3 separate regions of the Mus musculus genome follow, and regions 1 and 3 are each linked to region 2. A link is a loop called in an ENCODE intact Hi-C map of the cell type or tissue named here. Cell type or tissue: heart. All regions are shown on one strand. Region 1 has its middle 19 kb from the start of Niban1. Region 2 holds the start of Rnf2 (ring finger protein 2). Region 3 holds the start of Edem3 (ER degradation enhancer, mannosidase alpha-like 3).

What was found. Hi-C counts contacts between places; a loop is a spot of excess contacts. Peaks named below come from ENCODE experiments on the same cell type or tissue, not always from the same donor. Only the 100,000 strongest peaks of a DNase experiment are listed, where the experiment ranks them.
Region 1: it touches region 2 in a loop (2.2-fold over the local background); 3 of 42 quality-filtered maps call a loop at or near these places.
Region 3: it touches region 2 in a loop (2.6-fold over the local background); 3 of 42 quality-filtered maps call a loop at or near these places.

Annotation. Positions count from the first base shown.
Region 1 is chr1:151,548,667-151,556,666 of GRCm38, forward strand. No RefSeq gene overlaps it. Among named protein-coding and RNA genes, the nearest start is that of Niban1, 19 kb to the right of the region's middle. In heart, a CTCF peak has its summit at 4,890 (motif pointing right); no DNase peak of the experiment used is centred here.
Region 2 is chr1:151,497,763-151,505,762 of GRCm38, forward strand. It overlaps Rnf2 (ring finger protein 2), which reads right to left and starts at 3,229. Exons shown (of 7, transcript NM_011277.3): 1 at 2,957-3,229. In heart, no CTCF peak of the experiment used is centred here; DNase peaks (open chromatin) are centred at 2,529 and 3,189; H3K4me3 peaks cover 2,851 bases; H3K27ac peaks cover 1,911 bases.
Region 3 is chr1:151,752,103-151,760,102 of GRCm38, forward strand. Edem3 (ER degradation enhancer, mannosidase alpha-like 3) reads left to right here and starts at 3,272. Exons shown (of 20, transcript NM_001039644.2): 1 at 3,272-3,625; 2 at 7,636-7,681. The coding sequence starts at 3,465. It overlaps 2810414N06Rik (RIKEN cDNA 2810414N06 gene), which reads right to left and starts at 2,916. Exons shown (of 2, transcript NR_151475.1): 1 at 2,741-2,916. In heart, no CTCF peak of the experiment used is centred here; a DNase peak (open chromatin) is centred at 3,109; H3K4me3 peaks cover 2,731 bases; H3K27ac peaks cover 1,734 bases.

The DNA of each region.
Region 1 (8,000 bases), 51 kb after region 2:
ACAGTCAGGGCTATACAGAGAAACCCTGTCTCGAAAAACCAAAAATAAAAAATTTTAAAAATTTTTAAAAAATTGGGATTACAGGCATGCACTACCACACCCCCTCTCAGGCTATATAGATTTATTTCATCAGCACATATCACTAATCACTAGGAGAAGTACTAGATTTCACTCAAAGAAAATATCTATCATTCAGGGTGCTTGGCTATCAGCTGGCTTGGGGTGACCGTGGAAAGCAGTTTTATCGTAAAGAATAAGAGGTGACTCGTGTGCTGGTAAAAAGGCTTAGAAGGCAGCTTTCAGGAAGAAAGGGCCAAACCATGTTTCCCAAGCAGATTTCAAGTGGGAAGTGCTGCAGGGATAATGTACTAAAAGTTAGTCTTATGCCAGGAATGAAGTTGTACTGTAACTATTAATCACTCATCAGCCCCAAGGCAAGATTTATATCAGGATTTCAAACTTGAGTCTTTGAGTACTAGTGTAGCGAATAGAATGTTTTGTTAACAATTAACATAAGAATACTCTGTGGACTTTAAGGCCAAATAGAATGTCTGCAAGAGGAAAAGGAGAATCAAGAATTTTCAGATCCTTAAATGTTTCTTTCATAGTGTATGTGGTATGTGACCTCTCAGAGACCACAGTTTTCTGGCAGAGATGAACACAATGATCACTCCTCTGCACCACGCAAGCAAAATGCTGTGCTTTCGGAGAGGAGGAGCTGGTTTCAAGTAAGGAGATTTGAGTCTCAGTCCTTGAAGGCAAAGCAGAGAATGGAACATTCCAGGCAGGAGCCAAACGGGCGAAGGAACAGAGTCTGACTGCAGCGGGGTGTACTTGGGGAGTTGTCAGTGGTCTGAGATGGATAATGAACAAGCTGTGATAAAAAAAAAAAAAAAAAAGACAAGAAGGTTGTTGTCACTGTCCCTTCTGTGTCTTATCAGACACAAAGTTGGGGTGAGGGTGGGGGTGGTGGCTTTTACATTGTGAAGCAGAGGACACTCTGCTTCTTTGTTTGCGAAGGCTGCTGAATCTGAGATTGTGCTTCAGTAAGGAAGCCAGCAGTCACATACACTGCCAACCTCTGTCCAAAAAGTACTATCTTGCTTCCCTAGTTAGCTTCAAGTGTATCCCTCTTTTGGCCACCATACCCGTTTTGGGTGGAAATGAAAATGGTCTCAATCAAGTCATCACACGAGTTCTTGACCCTGGATTGGATTTTGCTGTTCAAGCTGGCTCGTCAGTTAAACCATAAATTCTTGGTAGACAGAGTAGTGGTGATGTACCAGAGGCTTTCTACTCACCGATGACGTCATAACTCCTTCTTCCCTGAGCCTCCCTTTGGGTGGGGGAAGCCAGTGATCTATAATAGAAGCCATGTGTGCCTGTTAAAGTCCAGGAAGTTAAAAAGCTGGTGTGCCTCTCTCAGCTCCTCTTTCTCCGCCTATCAAAATTCTGGATTGGAAGCCATTATCCTCAATAGGAAGGAAGTCTGTCTGATCTACATCGACATCTACAAGAATAAAAAATACAATTTCAGCTAGGTGGCGGTGGCAAATGCCTTTATCCCAGCACTTGGGAGGCAGAGGCAGGTGAATCTCTGAGTCCAAGGCCAGCCTGGTTTATAGCGTGAGTTCCAGGACAGCCAGGGCTACAACAGAGAAACCCTGTCTCAAAAAAACAAAAGGGGGAAAAAACAATTTCACAAATTCACTAGGATTTTATAATATTTCTGTTACGTAGGTATAACTATGAACAGCTACAACCATAGGCATTCAAATCCGTTGGTAGTCTTGAAAACACCCCACAAACTTATCTAAACTTTAGAATTAAGGAAACTAAAGTTCAGAGTGTAGTAACAGGCCTGCCCAAGAACACACCCCATCGAGAGTAGATGTAGTAGGGTTGTGCCAAACTCAAAACCCCGTGTCTACAGCAACTTTTGCTTCCTATTTGATGACTAACACCTCCATCACCTCAACAACTCATCAAAAGTTGGACAATAACAGAACTATCTAAACGGCTTGTTTATTTAAATACTGGGTCATGGCTCAATAGCAAGCACTTATCGTCATCTGGTGTTTGAACCAATTCTTGCCTCCACATGGGATGACAGTGTTCTAGCTGGCCCTTCCGTTTAAAATGTCTTTCCACATCATTCACCAGCAGTCTTGCAACTGTTATTTAAGCGGATACATCCAACTTTATGATGTAACGTATATTAAAAAGGCAAGAGAAAATTAAATTAGATGAAGTGCTTGGCTTCCTCTGCTCCTGCTGTTCACTCTTCATTTAAATTCATAAGTCTCTTTTCTCCATGACAGGGTAATCATCTCCGCAGCAACTAACTATTATATCACAAAGGACGCTGCCTAGGAGTGAGCACCCGTCAGCGGGAGCTGAGCAACACTTAAGCAACAGAGACCCTATTTTCACACAAATATCTCTAATTATGATAAGCTAAGGAAGAAATACATCGTTCCTTCTCCCGTGACCCCACCCCCATCACGCAGGCAAGAACTCTTTCGACACAGCGTTTCACCAAAATACCCTGTGCTTTCAGCTGCAAGCCTGTCTAGGAAAAGCATGTTCCTAGGTAGAGACGACGTCACCTGTTGTTCTGGGACAAATGTGTGTCTAGACTGAAAAGCAGGCACTAAATTAAACTCACACGTGTACTGCAGGATGGAGACTAGAAGGCAAGCAGGATCTCTGGGCGACTGGTTGCTAGTAACCTCCCCCAAAGCAAACAACCAACAGAGACCTCATTGAAAGTGAAAGGAAGGTATAGAGAGCATCAACAGAACCAAAACAAAAGAACTACCACCATCCTAACTTCAAAGGGGGAGCTTTGAACTGGGCAGCCAGGAGCTGGCCAAAGCTCCCTGATCTCAAGGGAGGATGTGTTCCATTGGAAATGAGTTTATTGGGTTTCAGCCTTTGCCAGCACACTCTCAAATTAGCACCAGGCTGGCCTTAAACACATAATCCACCTGCTTTAGCCTTCCAAGTATTGGGATTACAGGCCTGGGCTGCAACACCCAGCGCAGGGTAGTTGTTTCCCTAGCCATGGGGATTCTTTCTCTAGGGAATTCACAACAATGCATGTTATTGACAGAGTCCAACAGAGCAGTGGGTGGCTACCAGAAGTTTCGAAAGAATTGCTGTTTTCACATTGGTTTCATGGAAGTTAAGGTCAAATAACATTTATCATCTACAGCACATGTCTCTCTCTTCAGTGCTGGGGCTTTTGCCCGGGGTCTTGTACTTTCTGGGCAGGCAGAGAGAGAGAGAGAGGGAGGGAGAGGAAGAGGAAGAGAGAGAGAGAGAGAGAGAGAGAGAGAGAGAGAGAGAGAGAGAGAGAGAGAGAGATTGAGAAAGAATATAAGTCAAGGTCAGTATGATGGTTTGTATATGCTTGGCTCAGGGAGTGGTATTATTAGAAGGTGTGGCCTTGTTGGAGTAAGCGTGTCTCTGTGGGGATGGGTTTAAGACTCTCATCCAAGCTGCTTGGAAGTCAGTACTCTGCTGGCAGCCTTCAGATGAAAATGTAGAACTCTCAGCTCCTCCTGTACCATGCCTGCCTAGATGCTACCATGTTCCTGCCTTGATGATAATGAACTGAACCTCTGATCCTGTAAGCCAGCCCCAATTAAATGTCCTTTATAAGACTAGCCTTGGTCATGGTATCTGTTCACAGCAGTAAAACTCTAAGACAGCACTATGATTATTATTCTCAATCTCATGGCAAACTGTGGGACGTCCAACAATTGACCAGATCAGTGATTTCCTAGCAGCCTTTGCTTGTCTCACTTGGTGCTAGAGTCTAATTCAATAAGGGATGCTATATTAAGTCATTGTAATTCATTTACATATTTCATTTTAACCGCAGATTCAAATCTACACTAAAAGCATTAACCAAAGCCAGTGAAGTGACACATAATATCTATGACCACAATACTCAGGAGGCAGAGACAGGAAGATCACCCGTGAGTTCCAGACGGCCTAGTCTGCATATTGAGATCTCAGCCATCAGTGCTACATAGCAACACAGGGTCTTGAAAATTAAACATTAAGCCAGGCTGTAGTGGCTCACACTTTTGATCCCAGCACTCAGGACCCAGAGGCAGGCAGATCTCTGAGTTCTAGGTCAGCCTGGTCTACAGAGTGAGTTCCAGAACAGCCAGGGCTATACAGAGAAACCCTGTCTCGAAAAATAACAACAACAAAGAAAGAAAGAAAGAAAGAAAGAAAGAAAGAAAGAAAGAAAGAAAGAAAGAAAAAAGGAAGGACGGAATCATAGAGGGATGGAGGGAAGGAGGGAGGGAGGAAGGAAAACAATCAACAGCAATAACAAAGTTAAGCCAGCTGGGCATGGTGGGATATGATAGGAATGGAACACTGGGACATCTGAGGCCTGCCTGGACCTCACAGGGACTTTGCCTGAAAATCAAAAAGCTATTCAGTCTCTGGGATTTATTTAGTACAGGTTGGTAGCACTACTCTGCTAAAGACTATGGCTGTATCTATTTGGAGATTTTTTTTTTAATTAAAAGTCAAGCATTAACATTTTTTATTGCAGTTATTTGTGTATGTTTGTGTGTGTGTGTATACACTTGCACGGGCCATGGCACATAGCTGGAACTCACAGAACAACTTGGAGAAATCAGTACTTTCCTTCCCTGCGGATTCTGAAGATCAAACTTAGGTCTTTAGGCTTGGCAGCAAGCATCTTTTCCTACTGATCCATCGTACTACCCCTGTTTGGAGATTTTTGTTTTTGTTTTTGTTTTTGTTTTTATTATCATAAATAAGTACACAATAGCTGTCTTCTGACACATCAGAAGAGGGCATCAGAATTCATTAGTGGTGGTTGTGAGCCACCATGTGGTTGCTGGGATTTGAACTCAGGACCTTCAGAAGAGCAGTCAGTGCTCTTAACCGCTGAGCCATCTCACCAGCCCCTGGAGATTTTTGTTTTTGAAAAAAAAATTTTTAATTAATTAATTATTTATTTATTTAGGTTTTTAGAGGCAGGGTTTCTCTATATAGCCCCGACTGTCCTGGAACTCACTCTGTAGACCAGGCTGGCCTCGAACTCAGAAATTCGCCTGCCTCTGCCTCCCAAGTGCTGGGATTAAAGGCGTGCACCACCACTGACCGGAGAGTTCTGTCATTTCTTAATTATTATTTATTTATTTTGAGACAAGGTCACATTATGTAACCCAGGCAGACCTTGATCTTTAAGCAGTTTTTTTCTTTTAATTAACATTTTTTTATTCATTGGTGGGGGACAGATGTTGACATGGTGTGGATTTGGTTGTCAGAGGACAGCTTGTCTGAGTTGGTTCCCTCCATCTACCGTGTGGGTCCTAGGGTTGAACACAGGTTATCAGGCCTGGCATAAAGACTGAGCCTTGTCAACAAACCAAAAAAAAAAAAAAAAAAAAAAAAACTCAGCCTTCTTGCCAGCCCCCAACCTCTATCTTGTTAAGTAGCTCAGGCTGGCCTCCAATCACAATGTTCCTTCCTCAGTATCCCACATGCTGGAGTTACAGGTGAGTACCACTCTGCCTGGCTTTCTAGTGCTTAATTTGGGGTAGAGACCTTTATTGACTTCTTTCAGCCTAATGTCCCAAACAGGAAAATAGAGATGTTTAGACTCCCCTTGTGGCCTGGCTGTAAGGGTTAAGGGAGAACACCTGTCTGGAATTATAAGGCATCATGAATGCTAAAGTGTGTTACTTATCTCATTATTAAGTGTATCCTTGACAGACAGGCTGGTGACCCATACCTGCTAATTATCTAGCTAGCAAGGCCTTATCATAATCTGACCTTCCAATAATTTACTTTGTCTAGTTGTTACAAGCTGTCGTTCTCGTTGGGGGTACCACGAGGTGTGAAATAAATAATCTGTAGCTTGTTATTTCCTACTAATGTTGATCCAAGCCAGTCTCCAGAAGATAAAAAACAAAACAAAACAAAAACAAAAAACAAAGTAAAAAAGGTCAAAAGGCCACTGGAATATGGATTAACTTTTGGAGGCTTTAGAGAGAATAAATTGTTTTAAAACTGACACTGATTTGAAAGTGAGAAACAGTATTTGATATAACCAGAGAATCTTGTACTGTGAATAGACATGGTTTGATACTAAAACCTTAAATCTATTCTGCTTGACTCTCATACTAGATTAATCAGCTAGGTGATTTTATTTATTTGTATTTTATGCAGCAAAAATGAAGTTATCTAAGTGCTTCTCTTTGTATGTGTGCATGCATGTGTGTATGTGTACAGGAGCATGCGTACATGTGTGTATTTGTGTGAGAGTACATGTGTGTGTATGTATATGTATGCAATGTGTATGTATGTGTGTGTTGTGTGTGTGTATGCATGTGTGTGGCGCATGCATGTGCCCGTGATACGCAAGATAAACACATCATGGTGTACATATAGAAGACAACTTTGTGGAACTTGCTCTCTCTACCTCTAAATGGGCTCCAAGGATCAAAGATTGGTCACTGGGTGCTTTACCAGCTGAGCCATCTTGGTAGACCCACTTGCTCTGGTTTAAAGATTTATTTATTAAATCTAAGTACACTGTAGCTGTGTTCAGACACACCAGAAGAGGGCGTCAGATCTCATTACGGATGGTTGTGAGTTGAACTCAGGACCCCTGGAAGAGCAGCCAGTGGTTTTACCTGCTGAGCCATCTCTCTAGCCCCCCAGCTGTTCTTTTTAAGAAGAGCTTATTGAATACATTGTTCAAGGACGATAGGCTGGGCATAAAGTAAGTGTACTGGCTGTAGTATTGGACTTTTTTTCCTTTTTTAAAAAACATTTATTTATTTATTTATTTTGGTTTTTTGAGACAGGGTTTCTCTGTATAGCCCTGGTTGTTCTGGAACTCACTTTGTAGACCAGGCTGGCCTTGAACTCAGAGATCCACCTGCCTCTGCCTCCCAAGTGCTGGGATTAAAGGCGTGAGCCACCATGCCCAGCTTTTTTTTTTTTTTTTTTTTTTTTTTTTTAAGACAGACTCTCTAGGCCAAGCTGTTCTTGATTTCCTATGTAACTGGACTGCCTTTGAACCTCTGATATCCTCTCGCCTATATTGCCCAGATGCTTGGATTACAAGCAGGTACCACCATACCCCGATTATGTGATGCTGGGGATGGATCCCAGGGCTTTGTGCATGCTGGGCAAGCACTCTACCAACTGAGCTACATTTCCAGTTCCTTAATTGTTCTGTGTGTGAAGCTTACCTTTCAAGTTTCCAGTGATGAGCATCCTTAATTCAGTGAAATCTCTTTCCTGTCTGTTGCTGGTTTGCCTCCCTGATTAAAACAAAACAAAACAAAACAAAACAAATCAAATCAAAACAAAACAAAACAAAACATTTTTGCACATCCTTCCTCTATCTATCTATCTATCTATCTATCTATCTATCTATCTATCTAATTTCATTTTGTATTTTTTCTTGATCAGCTTATCATCTAGTGTTCGTCAGATTTTTCCTCTTATCTAAAATGTTTTAAACCGGGCGTGGTGGCGCACGCCTTTAATCCCAGCACTTGGGAGGCAGAGGCAGGCAGATTTCTGAGTTTGAGGCCAGCCTGGTCTACAAAGTGAGTTCCAGGACAGCCAGGGGTGTACTGAGAAACCCTGTCTCAAAAAACCCCCCAAAAAATGATAAAACAAAACTAAACTAAGATGTTTGATTTTGGCTCATGTTTCAGAGGCTTCAGGTCATGGTCAGCTAGCTCCATTGCTGTAGACCTGACGTGGGGCTGAATACCACTGTGGGAAGCATGCTGTAGAACCAAATGTGTCATCTCATCAGACTAAGAGGGCAGAAGAGAGGGCTCTAAGGTATACTTCCAAGGCTTCTAGTGACTTCCTGCTTCTAGCTCTACCTCCCAAGACAATGATCATATTATGAACCCATCACGGGGTTCTCAGGACCTAAAAGCCCATTCGCTGCAACCAGACCTTGGACCCATGAG
Region 2 (8,000 bases):
CTTAGGAGGCGAACAAAGGCAACTGGATCTCTAGGAGATCCAGGCAAGCCAGGACTACATAGTGAGATCCTGTCTCAAATAAATAAATAAATAAATAAATAGCTCCACTCTACAAATAAGCAACTCATCTGCTGAAAGTAATCGATAGAAATTCTTAAGACTTTTAAAATCTGCCCCTTAGTGTGCCTTCACTAGACATTTCAATCTGAAATTAACTTTTAAAGTAACTTTTCACTATTAGAGTAAATGGCAGTTATACAGAAGCAATTCAATCTCAGAGGTGTGAAGGCAGGCAACAGACATTTTTCTTGGAATTGCTGGTAGCACACTGCAGCTCAGCTCAATAGGACACACTACCAGCCTCATCCACGAGTCCACTTCAGCTGCCAAACGCCCACAAAGCTTTAAAAAAGAATTGAGTACATGGCCAACTCTTTTGGAGTTTTTCTACTCAGGACAAAACTGGTAATGGGCCACCCACCTTCTTAGCATCTACAATCAGGTACTCATTATGATTACCTAGCTAGCTCCTGACACACTAAAGCTAATTTCTAATTAAACACTATGGGTCTCATTACAAATTCAAAGTATCTATGTGAAATCACAACTTATATTTCTACTCCACACACCCACAGAGGAAATACCGAAGACTCACAGAATCAGGTCCAGAGTGTTCAACCTTTAGGGGGAGTATGTTGGGGGATGACGGGTGGGGTTGGGTCTCTATGTAGTTCCAAGCTGGCCTAGAACTCGGAAACTTCCTCTGCCTCTCAAGTGCTGGAATTAAAGTCAGGTGCCACCACATCCAGCTGACACTGTGACAAGACACTGTCATCTACAGACATGCTGCTGGGTTGCCATTCTTAGCTATCCTGGAACCTATGTGGCCAAGGCAGGAGGTTGGGCAGTCCTGACATCAAAAACCTAAGATCAGTAATAGACTAATGAAATTCCAAACATGACTTAAGTCTACATTTCTGTGTACTCTACCTGGGCACTGTCTTAAATGAGCCACAGAGAAAACAAAACTAAATAAATAACAAAGCCCACTAAAGTTCCAGTATTTTGTATGTCTGTAGTGTCTGTTACACTATTTGTTCTAACTGAAAGCTTTCTGTGCAGCACATTAGAGGACCATTATCTTATTTTTCAAATATAAAGGCTATCATAAAGTCTCCTTTTAGAGGCTTGGATTTTGCCTTGTCTGTGCTTGTGAGACAGTCTCATAGCCCACTCTGCTCTTTGTGTAGCCCAGGATGGCCTGTCTCTACTCCTAAAGCTAAGTCAGCTATGTGTCTAAAGTCTACAACTTAGTCTTCATCTGAACTACTGCCCTGTCCCTTCCACACGAGGGATTTAGAGAAATAAGTAAACTTGGAGAAAGTAAAAACCCATATTTGGTGTGATACCTAACAACTGGAGTGTTATATATTTATCAGTTATTTTACTAAATAGATTAGATGTTACCATCAAGTCTTTAAAAAAGGATACCTGTTGATTGTAGCAAGTAGAGATTTTAGAGGGCAAAGAGGTATATCCAGGAGTAATATTGTTGCCGTTTAAGTTCTTTATAAATCAGAGGTTAAAAGTTCAACTTAAGACACAAAATGTAAGACAGCTGTGTTGAATGTCTATAATCTTGTCACCAGGGAAGCTGAGACAGGAGGATTGCCTTAAACTCAGTATCGAGTATGAGGCCAGCTTGCCTGGACAATACTGAATGGGTCGCTGGCAAAAGTAAATAAATAAAAATAAAATAAATCTCAAAATACTGAATGGGTCGCTTGCAAAAGTAAATAAATAAAAATAAAATAAATCTCAAAACCCGACATTTGCTTTATTAAAATATTCAACAATTACAAATAATTAGATACCAATTCCACTAAGTACTCCAGTTGATTATCTCGAAACTATCAAAAAATAATTGAATGCAAATGACTTATGGTACTTTTAATTAAAATATGGCTTAAATTACTTGACACTATGCCTTCCTTTTTTTTTATTTCAAAAGAAATAACCGCATACCAAATACTTAAAAGCCTAGCTAAGCTTTTTCACACACCGTGTAGAAAGTCTGACATTTCCACAACAAGTCACAAGGCATACAAACTTCCGACAGCTTCTTTAAAAAGACACCCAACGGGGCTTCGGGGACATGAATCGGTAATCTGTTCCGGTGGGCAAAAGCAAAGAAAGGAACCTCAAAGTTTCCAAGACCGACCTTTTTTTTTTTTTTTTTTTTTAAACCAACAACAATATCTCTGCGAGTATGAAGGCGACTTCTGAAGCGAGGAAACGATTCTAACAAGGGCCGGGACTCGGGAGCCGACAGGCAGAGGGAGTGGACCAAGGATTTCGGCAAACACAGCCCGGGGTCAAAACGCGAAGCAGCTCGAACCCACGGAGTCGCCCCCTCCCCCAACACCGCCTCCAGGGTGAGCCCGTGGCTCGCGGAGGCGGCAACAGATACTCCGGGGCAGGCGGCGGCTCTCCAGGAATGTGGGGCCGAGAGGGGATCCCGAGCCCACCCCGGTGCCAGGTCCCAAAGGAGAGCTGTCGGCCCGGAGCGCCCCTCCCCGCCCCCACGGCGCCGACCTCCGGGCCCCGCGAGCAAGCCCAGGGCTAAGTTCTCCCAGCGCTCCGGTGCCGCCCTCGAGGCCCCGGCCGCCGTAAGCCCAGGGCCGCGCGGGTGCGCTTCCCCGAAGGGCTCCGGACGCTTCGCCAGCCCGGTGCTCACGGGCCGCGAACAATGAGCCCTCCCGGGCGGGCCGCGAGCGGCGGAGCGAACGGCCGGGGGCGGCGGCGCCATCGCCTCACGGCCCCTCGCGGCCGCGGACACACACACACACACACACCCCCAGCCCCGCCGCCGCTCGGGCCGCGGCCCGTTCCGGGTGCCCCTGCCCCAGCCCGCCGCCCTCGCAGACGTCGCCATCCCCCTCCCTGCCTAGCTCACCGGCTCCTGCCCCAGCCCGGGGGTGCGCTGGCAGTGGCCGGAGCGAGACTCGAGAATCAACCGCCGGCGCCGCCGCACAATATGGCGAGTCTCGGCTTCCGCAATGGAGCTCGGGAAATACAACAGGGGCCGCTCAATATTCATGAGAGACTGGGGAGGGGGGAGCCGGCTCGGCCGGAGCTGCGGGGAGGGCGGGAAGGAGCGAGCGAGCGAGCGAGCGAGCGAGGAGGCGGAGGCGCGGGACGCGGACGCGCACCGCGCGGGGAGGCCCCTGGCGTAGGGGAAGGGGCGTGCCTAGTGCAGGCCCGGACCGCCGGGCCACGCCCACACCCTGGCCCTGGCTCCGCCCCCGCCCGTGGCTACAGCTCGCCAGACGCCCCCAGCGCCGGCGCAGCCCCCAGCCAACGCCTGCTGACTTGGGCGTCTTCTTTCTGTCTGTTTCCCCCGTCCTGGAGCCTTTCTGGGCCTGTCTGAGCCCACAGGTTGCGCCTTCCCTCCCGCTGCTGAGGTTTCGATTTGGGCTTCCAGCCCCTGACTTCGTCCTCGTCCTCGTAGTCATCCCAGCCCAAGTAAATCCTCAGGGTTTCTGCTGCAGAACTTTCCGGACTTTGGATCTCTAAGGCATACAAAGCCAGCAAGATCTAAGGAAAGTGACCTTCAACTCTGGAAATAGGCGCTTGTTAGTACGTCCCTAATGATCTCCTTGCTACTCTTTATATCGACCTCCTTGACGCTTTCAGTGTTCTGAATTTGAAAATATAAGTAGCCATAGATAGTTGTCATTACCACCACCACTACCCAAAAAAATAGCCTGCAAGTTGTCACTCGGTAATTCCTGCATTTAACTTTTAAGTAACACGTAGGAAAAAAAGTTCCCTAACTTCAAAATGTTTCATTGGTCATGGTCTCTTGAAAGGATAATCAAGAATAGCAGATGATAAATGGGAAGGCACTTAATTTGCACTGCACTGAAATTGGGCGAGGTGGCTTATAGCTTCCAGTAACGTTATTATGGAATTCCTTTTCTGTGGCTTAAAATTTTCTTACTTATTGTATTATTCGGGGTTTTCTATAGAAACAACTAATAGAATGCATATATATTAAATATATTCAGCATATAGAGAGGGGGGATATTAAGTATATGCAATATAGAGAGAGGTGGGGTGGGTATTAGAGTGGCTTACAGGCTGTGGTCTAAGCCAACAGTACTGTCTCCAAACTACAAGGTGAAGAACCTAGTAGTTTTAAGCCCTTGGTGCTGGCTGTGTCAGCGGGTCGTTGGCCTATGTTGGAATCCAAAGAAGTGTTTTTTAATATCAGTAAAGTAATGTCTCAGCATCAGATCTTGCTGGCGAAAGCTTTCTACTCACCCCTTCCTTTTTTGTATGCTACCACAGAAGGTGTGGCAAAGAGTTCAGATGGGACTTCAAGGCTTGAATGATCCAATCAAGAAAACATTCACGAGTGTGCTCAGTTGTTTGGTGTTTTGTTAATCCCAGATGTGACCAACCAGGATTGGTGCTCACACTTACTGTCCACTCTAGCAATTTAAAAAGCCCAAGGTTAAACTTTTCCCGGGATGTGAATCAAAGCCAAAATAACCCCGAGTGTTGTGTTCCTCCATCCTCTGGAGACGGGTAGTCTGGAGCAGAAACACTGACCTTCCATCAAAGCGGAATGTTCATAATTGAGAACTCTTTGCTCTAGTTCAAACGCTTCTGGAAATCGTGATGTGTAACTGCTTGAAGCCAGTCAATCAGTGTTAAGGAAGGCCGTCATTTATAGGGAGCACAGAAGATACAGGTAAATCTAATATCCTATTTAAAGGGTCACAGTAGGATTGTCTTTAAAGAAGAAAACGTATGGGATATTTAGATTAAAAATTATTTAAAAAGTTAGACTTTGGGCTAAAAATCCTTTAGTACAAAGATACTTCTAACAAATCAGTGTGACTTCATCTATTTTACCTCTTCACTGGCATGAGACCAGTCTGCGGTGGCCCACACCTTTAATCCAAGCACTCAGGAGGCATAGACAGATGGATCTCTGTGAGTTCAAGGACAGCCTGGTCTACAGAGTGAGTTCCAGAACAACCAGGGCTACACAGAGAAACCCTGTCTGGAAGAAAACCAAAAAACTTGGAATGGATCATCCTAGATTGGCTTAAACAGGAAAGTTATGTTCTGCCATTTGGTAAGAAATATTTCTAAAACCTTTAGATTCAATACAACACAGGTTTATCGCCTGCTCATCCTTAGTGATTAATTAGAATCAAAATCACTGTTCCAGTCTCTCTGGAAACCAGATTGACAGAGACCTCAATCTCTTAGCTGTAGCCCTTGTGTTAGTCAGGGACCTCTAGAGTAACAGGACTTATAGAATGAATCTCTCTCTAGAGAGAAATGGAATTTATTATACTCACTATGGCTATAGTCCAGCTAACCCAATAATGGCTGCCTATAAATGGACTGTCCAAGAGTCTAGTAGTTCAGTCCACAGGGTGGGATATCTTAGCTAGTCCGTAGTATACGCAGGAATCCCAAAGACGTGGTCTCCAATGCCAGTGAAGGAATGGTTTTGCTAGCAATGCAAGAGCAAGCAGGCAAAGAACAAAAACTTCCTTCTTCCATGTGCTTGCAAAGACTTCCAGCAGAAGCTGTGGCCCTGATTAAAGAGGCCTCTTCCCAGATCAAAGATCCAGATTAGAAGTGGATCTTCCCACTTCAAATTAAGCAAATACCCCTCCATTTTTGGTTTTTGTTAGTTCCAGATATAGTCAAATGGACAACTAAGAATAGCCATCGATGCACCTGAGTCACAGTAATTCATTCTCTGTAGCAGAGAAAGAAAGAAACTGAAGAATAACCGGGAGCTTTCAAAAACTTACTTTGGAAGAGACACGATCACTGATGGAATTCCACTGGCCAGAACCAGTTACCCAAGTCAATACATCTACAAGGATGGTGCATTCTCGAACTTAGCTCAGGAAGAAAAGGAGAGTTAGTTGGGGTGTGTGTGTGTGTGTGTGTGTGTTTGGTTTTGGGTTTTTTGTTTTGTTTTGGTTTGGTTTTGGTTTTGGTTTTTTGAGACAGGGTTTCTCTGTGCAGTCCTGGCTGGACTGGAACTCACTCTGTAGACCAGGCTGGCCTCGAACTCAGAAATCCACCTGCCTCTGCCTCCCAAGTGCTGCGATTAAAGGCGTGTGCCACCACTGCCCAGAGAAAAGGAGAGTTATAAGTGAATAATTGTAATGTTAGCAATGGAGATGCCACCAGTTAGTTCATGGATGCTATGAATAACTCCAAGAAAGTTTACTCTATAACTGTTGGGGGTTCAAGATTAGCCACACAAACCATATGAGCAAAAATCTCAGTTAAAAATAGTTTATCAAAGCCAGGCGGTGGTGGCACATGCCTTTAATCCCAGCACTTGAGAGGCAGAAGCAGGCAGATTTCTGAGTTCAAGACCAGCCTGGTCTACAGAGTGGGGTTCCAGGACAGCCAGGGCTACACAGAGAAACCCAGTCTCAAAAAACAAACTAACACAAACTAACAAACAAACAAAAAGGCTGAATACAAAATGGCTACAGTTATGTTCAAAGGAGCAAGCCCAAACAATGGCTGTAGAAAAAAGTTGTGCCTTCAAAAATAAGCTCTGTACATGTTTCCTGTCATCTAATGTAGACTTTCCAATCTCCTCTCCATTCTTTTTGTTTTCTTATTTGGGGGAATCGGTGGGTTTGCAGACTTGGCTGCTCAGTTTGTTTTTGTTTTTTTGTTTTGTTTTGTTGGAGTTGGAGATTGTTTTGTTTCTTTTTACTTTGTTTGAGGCAAGCTGTTCTGGACAGCGTCAAACTCACAGACAATCCTCCTGTGTACAATCCACCCAAGTACTTGGCTTACAGTTTGAACCACTAATTCAGTACACAGAGTTTTTGTTTTGTTTTGTTTGTTGTTGTTGTTGTTGTTCTTAAAGCAAAGCCATTAAGAAGCCCAGGGTGGCCTCAAACTCACAATTCTTCTGCCTTAGCTTCCCAAATGCTGAGATTATGAACATGCTATCTGGTTCCCTTTGTTTAATTGTACAGTACAGACCATCGAACTAAGGTAATTACAATGATGCACACTTGTAATCCCAGCATTCTGGAAGCTGAGAAGCTTGCAAGCTTTTTGCATAGCAAAACCCTGTCTCAAAAACAAAGCAAACAAATTAAAAATTAATATCAGGACTAGAAATGTAACCGATGTCTAGAGCACTGGCCTAGCATGCACAAAGCCACGAGTTTGATCCCTAGCACTGCAGAAATCCCTGTTTGGTGGTTCATGCTTGTACCATGTAATCTAGCACTAGGTAGGTGGAACAGAAGTTCCAGGCTACAGTCAGCTACATAGGGAGTTTGAGGCCAGCCTTATAAAATCCTGAAATAACAGTTTTAATAAATATGTTAAAAGTGACATCAAAATTTTAAGTAGAAGAATATATTGCATTAGCGCTATATGTAAGTATAATAGGTAGATGACTAGATGAACTATAATATATGATAAACTATAAATATGATAAAAAATATTATTTTCCCCTAAAGACTTTAGAAGCAATAGTCACCTAATCACATTATAAACTGGGTAATACTGATAAGTAACTAAAAAAAAATCACATTATAATGTCTTTAGCCTATGGTTATATTACAGAATAAGATTAGCTTACCTCAGCCAAGCTTTCCTGAGCACCTAATATATGCCAACAACTTTGTTAACTGTTTTGAGAATACATTATACAGCCCTTGATGAAGTAAGTCTTGCATTCCTAGAGACCAGCACAGTGCTTGGTACTTAGTAGTTGCTTGAGAAATGTGTTAAGATAATGATGATTAGGGATTCCTTGATCTCAGTGTGTACATGAGGCAGAGTAGCCCACGTGTGCTTGATTTGCCTTGACTTTATTACTTAACAGTAGAAACTTCCCTACGATTGCCTGTTATATATCCCCCACACGGAGGTCTCCATCCATGCTCCAAGCAGCTTCCCTATGATTGCCTGTTATATAG
Region 3 (8,000 bases), 250 kb after region 2:
GTGGAGCCTCTCCCTGGTGTCCATATGTTTTCTACCCACAATCCTTCGTAGCCTCTGACACATCCAGGCAGGAAAGGGAACATATATATTTGCGTAAGATACAAGGCTGTGTAAACAAACTCTTAGCCAGTTAAAGGGCACCACTTTATAAACTGCCCTTATTAATTTTAATGGGCTCTACACATCTAAAAAACTGTTTTACATTCTTTAAAAAGCCCGTCTCTCTTATTCCCCTTGGGTGCTTTCCACTAATATTGGTTTTTTTTTTTTTCTGTACAACTCCAAGCTCTCCAAATTAACTTCCATATCATTTAAAAAGATTACTCATGTATAAGTTTGAAAACTAACAAATGAAAAATTTCCCAGGAGTCCATAAATTGGCAATTAGCTAATAATTCCTATTCCCATTAATGGGTTAAAATGGGATCTACTTTGAAATGTACTTTTGTGAATGTGTTTCCATACTGAATATGAATCTCCAGCTTAGAAATGTTAACTCCCAATTCCTTTTAGGTCACACCAGATTTTCCTATTTCGGATTTTGCAGAGGTTAGTGAAACATGGACTCAACTATTGGCTAGAAGTTGAATCACAGTGGGGAGGAAAAGACGCTTATTATTCAGGGAGTCAACAAGGAAGGTGTCCTGCCTACTTATGACAGCCTTTAAAACTTCAGTGTTAGCTGGGAGACAAGCAAAAATGCAGAAAGATAAACACTGAGGCCAGGACTTCCTTTTCAGTTCGTTGTTTCTTTAACAAGATCACTACTGTCTTATTGAGACCCAAAGACTCAGAAGTCTTTATGATTAGAACATCAAGAAGTCTAATAATAAATAGTAATAATGATAACGATCATAATATTAAAATCAACCTAGTTATTGCCAATAAGTTCCTTCAAATAACTGACTTGAAAATACATCTGAAAGTCATTAGGTATTTTTCTACTGTCTTTGTTCTTCGTTTTCAAATACTAGCTGATTGGTGTTGAACTTTGGCTTGTCCTGTTCTCTATGCCACATCCACACCAACTCAAAGGTATTTATTTACTTAGCTAACTTCGTCATTAAGGCTGCCAACAAGGATCCGGGATGGCAGCAATGCAGGATTGCAGGTTTGTAAAAGGGATAAACATCATTCAGAAATGAGCTCATGTGTACAGTATTCATATGATTACAGGGAAAGGTCATATTATTCTCACTTTATAGTGAGGAAACTGAAGGAATAAGAAATCAACACTTCTTGAACATGTCTAGTGGGGGAGACACAGCACTAGGCCTTTTAGAATAATCTGGTTATTTAGAAACAAGCTGGTTAATACCCCTCAAACGATCAAAATCTAGTGGATGTAAAAATGCACTAATAGAGACACAGAGTACTGTGGAAGAACAGGAAGGAGAGTGGTTTGAACACTTTCTGCAAGGTTTAGAACTGTTTTGTGGTGATGGAATCTAAGCCAAGTCTTAATGGTTTGTGGGCGTGGGGCAAAGATTACAGAATAACAGAGGAGATAGAAGAGCAAAGATAAAGAAAGGAAAAGAGTGTGAGAATTTACTTCGTAGTCGAATAGAACTTGAGGGCAGGGGCAGATCGAAGGCAGAGGGAGGAGGAATTCAGAGGGTTTGCAAATCGAAGCTTACTCTGTGGCAGTGTAGAGGAGACTAGGACGTTGCAACTGTTCAGCAAAGAGATAATGAGAGCTGGAACTAGGAAAATGTGGACTAGAAAGGCAATGGTCTGAAAGATAGTAGCGATAAGGATCTGGGTGATTTACCCACTGGTTGGACACTAGGAAAGAAGAGGGTGAGTAAACAGGTCTGAAGCATTAAATAATTTTACACTTGAGTTTCTCTTGGACCAGACAGAAAGGAAATTGAATGTAAGGCCAATGATCAGGACAGATATAAATCTAGAAATCAATCCGAGCAACAAGGTGACTTAATCCGTGTCAGAAATCACTAAAGCGAAACCCGGAGAGTACAAAGAAGCAAAGGAGTCGAAACAGAACCTTCAGGAAACACCTGCGTTTTTGAAAGAGGAGAGAAGGAAGAAAGGTTATTTTGTAACCCGGATGGTCAGAGAGATAAGACTTAAGTGGTGAGGCATTAAAAGCAAGAGGTTTCAGATAGCTCGATATTGCTGAACGGACAAATACGAAATTTACTGTGGCCACAGAGGTCACATCCAAGCTCCTCAACTCTGCCGCCACCTGCTGAAGTGGCACAAAAGAAAGACATGTGCTTTTGCAAGAGAAACCCACCTGTCATTTTACCCACAGTTAGCCTGCCAATCAGCCATTGCAACTCATTACAACATCTAGTCTTCACTAAATTAAAAAAAAAAAATCACTTTTGCATTGTACACTTCTTTCCTTCATGGGCTTTTAAGATAACTATTATTAATCACGTTCTTAGCTTTGCTTGGCCTCCTTCATTTTGAGTGTCCTGCTTAGTTGCTGGGGTACTGAATTAGAGGAGTAATTCAGGAGTTAGATTAGTGTTTGCTAACTTCTTCCAAGCCTTTGTGCAAAAGTTCAAGCTACGTGTGCAAAAGTAGAAGGACGATATATACATATTAGAGTTGTGTATATGCGCTAATGAAAGTAAAACTCTCACATGGTCGTCAAAGGTTCGAGTCATTTAGCTGTTGTTCATTTCCTAGTTTTTGTTTTGTTTTGTTTTGTTGTCATTTTCTCGAGGGCAGAAGAATATTTTCACTGTTCACCCAGGCATTCGGTACCGACCTGGGGGCAAGTCTCATTCTGTCAGCTCTCAGGAAAAAAAAAAAATCTTCAGGAAGAGAATGGCAAAGCACTCACGAGTCTCAAGGACTGGGCAGCCCACCGACGAGGTAGGGTTGGCCAAAGGTCTTGCGGAACACAGAACGCCTGGAACCTGCGTGGCCTTTACAGAATAGGACTACAAGTCCCAGAACGCAGGGCGCTACTAGGCAGAAATCTAGCAAGGCGCCTGCGCGTAGGTCTGTAGTCAAGCTGGAGGAAGCGGTGCACCTTGGGACTAGTAGTTCCTAGGTGGCAACTCCTGGGGTCGGAGGTGGATCGAAGGGACAGCTCCCTGCCCAGTCCCGCCTTTTGTCCACGTCCCGCTTCTCTGGGCCAATGCTAGGTCCTGTAGCTGCGGCCAGCCCCTCTCCGAGGCTGTCTCCATTGGTCCCGAGGCTATCTCACTTCGGCTCTACCCGGAAGTAGCCTTGGAGAGGCGGTTTCCTAGACTACGACACCGGAAAGCTGGGGGCGGTGCTCCGAGCCGTGGAGGGCGGAGGGTGGTGGCAGCGCTGGCGCTGGGGGACCGGCTCGGTGACTTCGGCAAACAGTTTGGCGCCGGCGGCCGCCAGCCTCACTCCACAGTCCGCCCTCGACACGGCTCGCAGCCTCCTCGCCGCCGGCAGCCCGCAATGTGGCCCACCGTGCCGGTGTAGCAGCTGCGCGTGCGCGGAACCGCGGGGCCATGAGCAAAGCCGGCGGCTGCCGGGGCTGTGGGTGCCGGGTCCCCCAGCGAGCGTCATGGAGCCTGGTGGCAGCGACGGCCGCGCTCTGTCTGGTGTTGGCCACGTCCGTGTGCACGGCAGGGGCCGCGCCCATGAGTAGGGAAGAGAAGCAGAAGCTTGGGTAAGGGTGCGTGGCTGTCCGGGTGGGTTTCCTCGCGCGGCTGCCAGCAGTGGAGGTGCCTGTCATTGCGCCCCCGGCGCACTGTGGACTTTTTCTGTGGTGACTGTAACAGCTGGTGAGGCTGGAGGACCTCGGTGCGGTGGACGGGGTCCAGGACGATGGGAGCTGATCCCCGGGATGTGACCTCGGGGGCTGTCGAGTGTCTCCTGGGCAGCCTGTGACATATGTAGTGTTGTGTCAGCGCCTCTGCCATGTCAGGGGCTGGTGGAGGGGCTACCGCCTGGGTGGCGGAGGCAGGGTTGGATGTCTCACCCAAGTGAGCTCCCAGCGGGAAAATGTTGCGGTGCTTACACCTGTTAAAGGAAAAGGGGCGTTCACCGGAACTTGAACTTTTCAGACTTCACTATCCCCCTTGCTGTGTTTTCTTTCCTAAATGGCACTTGTGAGCTAGAGCAGGCGATTTGATGCTATTCAGAGGCCTCGATTAAGTGTACCCCCTTAGAGTAGTTTTATGAGGCTTAAAAGTGTTCCAAAACACTATTTATAGCATTTAATCCAGTAATTCGAATACATCCGAAGTGGCACAAGTGACTAAGAACGAAGTGGAGAATCTCTGGATTTTGGCAAAACCGTGAAGTTAAGTGAGAGGAGAGGAAATGTGTGCCTGTCAGTAGCACGGCGAGTTGACTGCGAAAGATGCTTATTAAAACAGTGAAGTGGGTGGGTTTTGCTTGTCTGGTAGGTTAGCACAGAACACTAGAATGCACTGCTGATTAGTGAAGAGGTGAGAAAACTGGTGGGGATGTAAACCACGTGACTTATTGACACCAACTCCAGAATTTTAAATTGTGCTTGCTCTTTGATTCATTTCTTTCTCTGGAGAATCTATCCTACAGAAGTAAAGACACAATTAGAGATAAGTGTATAAAGGGGTGCATTTTGACAGAACAGAACAGGCTGGGGGGGGGTGTCATACATTTAGAAAGAGTTCTGTACTAAAGCAAGTTGTAGGTTAATATATAAATAGAAAGCATATTATTTTATAAGAAAAAATAGTTGCCTGAACTCAGGAAAAAATAACAGGTAACTTATCCCACAAAGGGAGGTGGAGCCATTAGGTTCTGACGTAGATACTTCTTTACTTCCGCCATTGCAAAAGAACTATACTAATTTTTAAATCACAGAGCAAATAAAAATGTGAGTAAAAGAAGATGAAGTGTTATCTATTCAAACAAAATTACCAGTGAATTCTAGACTCTTGCCTTTTCCTTTATAAGTTTAATGTATTATTTTGTGACATTTTAATGATGTTCCCACTTTGTTGGCATTTAACTCATGCCATCTCTAAAACTGTTATTCCATCGCGAGGTGGATGCTATCTCCACTGTGCAAATGAGGACATTGAGATTCAGGGTTAACTTGCTCAGAGTCTCAAAGCGGGTCAGGTTTGTGGTTTTTGGTTACATTTATATTTTTAACCTATGTCTGATCTCACAGTTCACAGTCTGTACAGTGCTGTACTTCCTTAAGATTTGGGGGAGGGGAAGTATTTCTATTATGGCTGCAAATATTTTCTTTGACATTCTTATTAAAATTTCTATATGAGTCATTGACTTGCCAGCCCCAGGTTCAGTCTCAAAAAAACCAAGCTGTACCCCCTGCGCCCGCCCTCTCCACCCCACCCCCCTCCAACCCTCCCATTCCACCCTCCACCCCTCCCCCCACTTTCCACCCCCCACTGGAATTGTGAACAGCTGCTCAGTTGCTTACACTCAAATATCTGATCATATGTAGTCTTTCAGGGAAAATATTTTTCAGGATAAGTGATCTTGCTAATATTTTTAGTTAACAGAGAATATAAATCAGTGCTTTATTGATGTTGGGAGGCAGGGTGACTTTAGAAAACCATTTTTAGAAATTATTTTGGAATGAAAAATTTTTAAATGGGGAGGATCAGATTTCCAATATGTCTTATACAGTTACTAAGTTGATATAAAACCATAGAGACTTTTTAACAGTTGAATACAGTCACTGTGTCTTTCTGTAGCTAGGTCCACTTTGAAGTTGATGTCATGGGACTTGCTGGTTGTTGCAGAGATGAAAGTGTGCCCTCGTATGCAATCATAATTTACTCATAATTTGGAAAATTGACAGCTCTCAAAGTTGAGTTAGCAAGTTAGAGGTTTTAAAACCTGTGATCCACCTCTAGGCTGTAGCATTTCCAGAGACAAGAGATTTCCCTTCTTGATATTAATCAAACACTTATTCTACTTCAGAGAAGGAAAAGTTAGTATATCCTGTTTTTATGTTAGTGCTTGCAGGTTTTGTGCGGCCTTGACTTCAAAGATGTTTGAAAGATTGTTATCATTTGCAAGATGAGGAATTCTCTAAGATAATGCTTAATATTCTGAAATTCTCTGGATCTGTGTAAATGTACAATATTTTAACACAATAGTAGGAAGATTTTTTTAGAATGATTTTATTTATTTTATATATATGAATATACTGCCTGTCTTCAGAAACACCAGAAGAGGGCATCAGATCCCATTACAGATATTTTAGAGCCACCATGTGGTTGCTGGGAATTGAACTCAGGACCTCTGGAAGAGCAGTCAGTGCTCCTAACCGCTGAGCCATCTCTCCAGTCCCAGGAAGAATTTTAAAACTACATTTGCCAGTGTGCAAGCGTGCCATGACACGTGGAGTCACAGAACAACATGCAGGAATTGGTTATCTCTCTCCACCACGTGGGTTCTTGGGATCAAACTCAGATTGGCAGGCTCTGCGGCAAGTGCCTTTACCCAACGAACCATCTTGCCACCAAGGTCTTGTTTTTAATGGGTAAGTGTTTTAAAATAGTCATAAAAGTTGCCAGGACTTATCTAGGTCATCAAAATGAAGGATACTTGACCTTGCTGGTCATTGCAGCCAGGATCTGGATATTAGATCTTTTCTGCCTGTAAGCTTCACTGTTATCAACAGTCATCTTTCATTGTTCTGAAGATGACAGTGTAGTATAATAGGAAGGGGAAAATATAGCCAGTCACTGTCTTTACTACCTTTTCTATCCCTGATTTTAGGATCTGGAACTTTGGGAAGAGAAGTGTTAGTGGAAGACTTGCTTCAGTGTTTTCCTTTGCTAGTTATTGGATTTGGCCCCGTCTGGCTCTCACGTTAGCTTTTGTAATAACACTTCATTGTAAGACTTATTTCTCAGTTTCTGAGACTCTGGTTTGGGCACCTAAAACCTCCATTTCAAACAGCTGTATTGGAAGTTGATACAAGTCTCTCTCTCCTCTTTTCTCCCTCCCTTCTCTGCTTCCTGTTTAAGGACCAGCCTCGGCCCTAACCTGAGAGCTAGAAGTCTCCCTTCTAACTCCCTTCTGAGCCTTAGAATTTTTCCTTTTGAAGTGAATTCTATTTTTTGAGAGTGCTCTTGAGAGATCAGAGTACATTAGAAAGTGTATCTTTTGGAAACGAGACAAATATGGTATGTATTTAGCTAGGCATGAGTGGTTTCACTCAGCTTACTGGGCAAGGCAAAGGCTTGAGAAAATGTTTTTATTTCATAGTAGTATCCCCCACCTCCCTACTGCCCTTAGTAGACTCTACAGACTAAGCAGTAAATGGTGCTAATAACTATTGCTTTGAGTTGTCTAGAAACGCTCCACTCCAAGAGTAAGTTACATAATAATGTTAATAGCGGTAGTGGTTTTTTCAAGACTTGCTTTCCTTCTCTGCCATTCTGACATGGATCATTCAATAGTTTTCTTAGGAAAAAAAAAAAAAACCCAGAAGTTTTATATAAATTGCCAGGTCTAGGACTAGTAAAATCCTGGCCCAGTTCCTTGTGGTGAGGTAAGAAAGGCTTATTACTCTACTCTCTTTGTGGTATCCTAGCTTGTTTTATGTTTTTATTAGTGTGTTTTTATGAGGGAGAATTATGTTCCTGAAGTGCAGTAGATAGAATATACAATAACTTTTCTCCCTCTCTGTTTTTTCACAATTAGAAATCAAGTCCTGGAAATGTTTGATCATGCTTATGGCAACTATATGGTAAGTATGAAGCTATCTGTGCATACCGCTTATACGAACTAACTATACACAGGTAACTGGGAAGTTTTGAAACCTGAATTACTAATGTATATTTTTAAATAAAGCTTTTTGAAAAAAGCAGGACAAATGTAAGCTAGCAGGGCATTCCTGTTGGCGATTCGTATGGAATCAATTTATTGAGTAGGTAAGAAATTGAAAGCAGATCATGAAACTGTGTGTGTAAGCAGTTTACTTTGGTTCTGGTAGCAGTTGACAATGCACATAGGTAAAGAGGAAAAAGATGTTGTGTCTGGCTGTAAGGGATGTCCTTTAGGAAAAC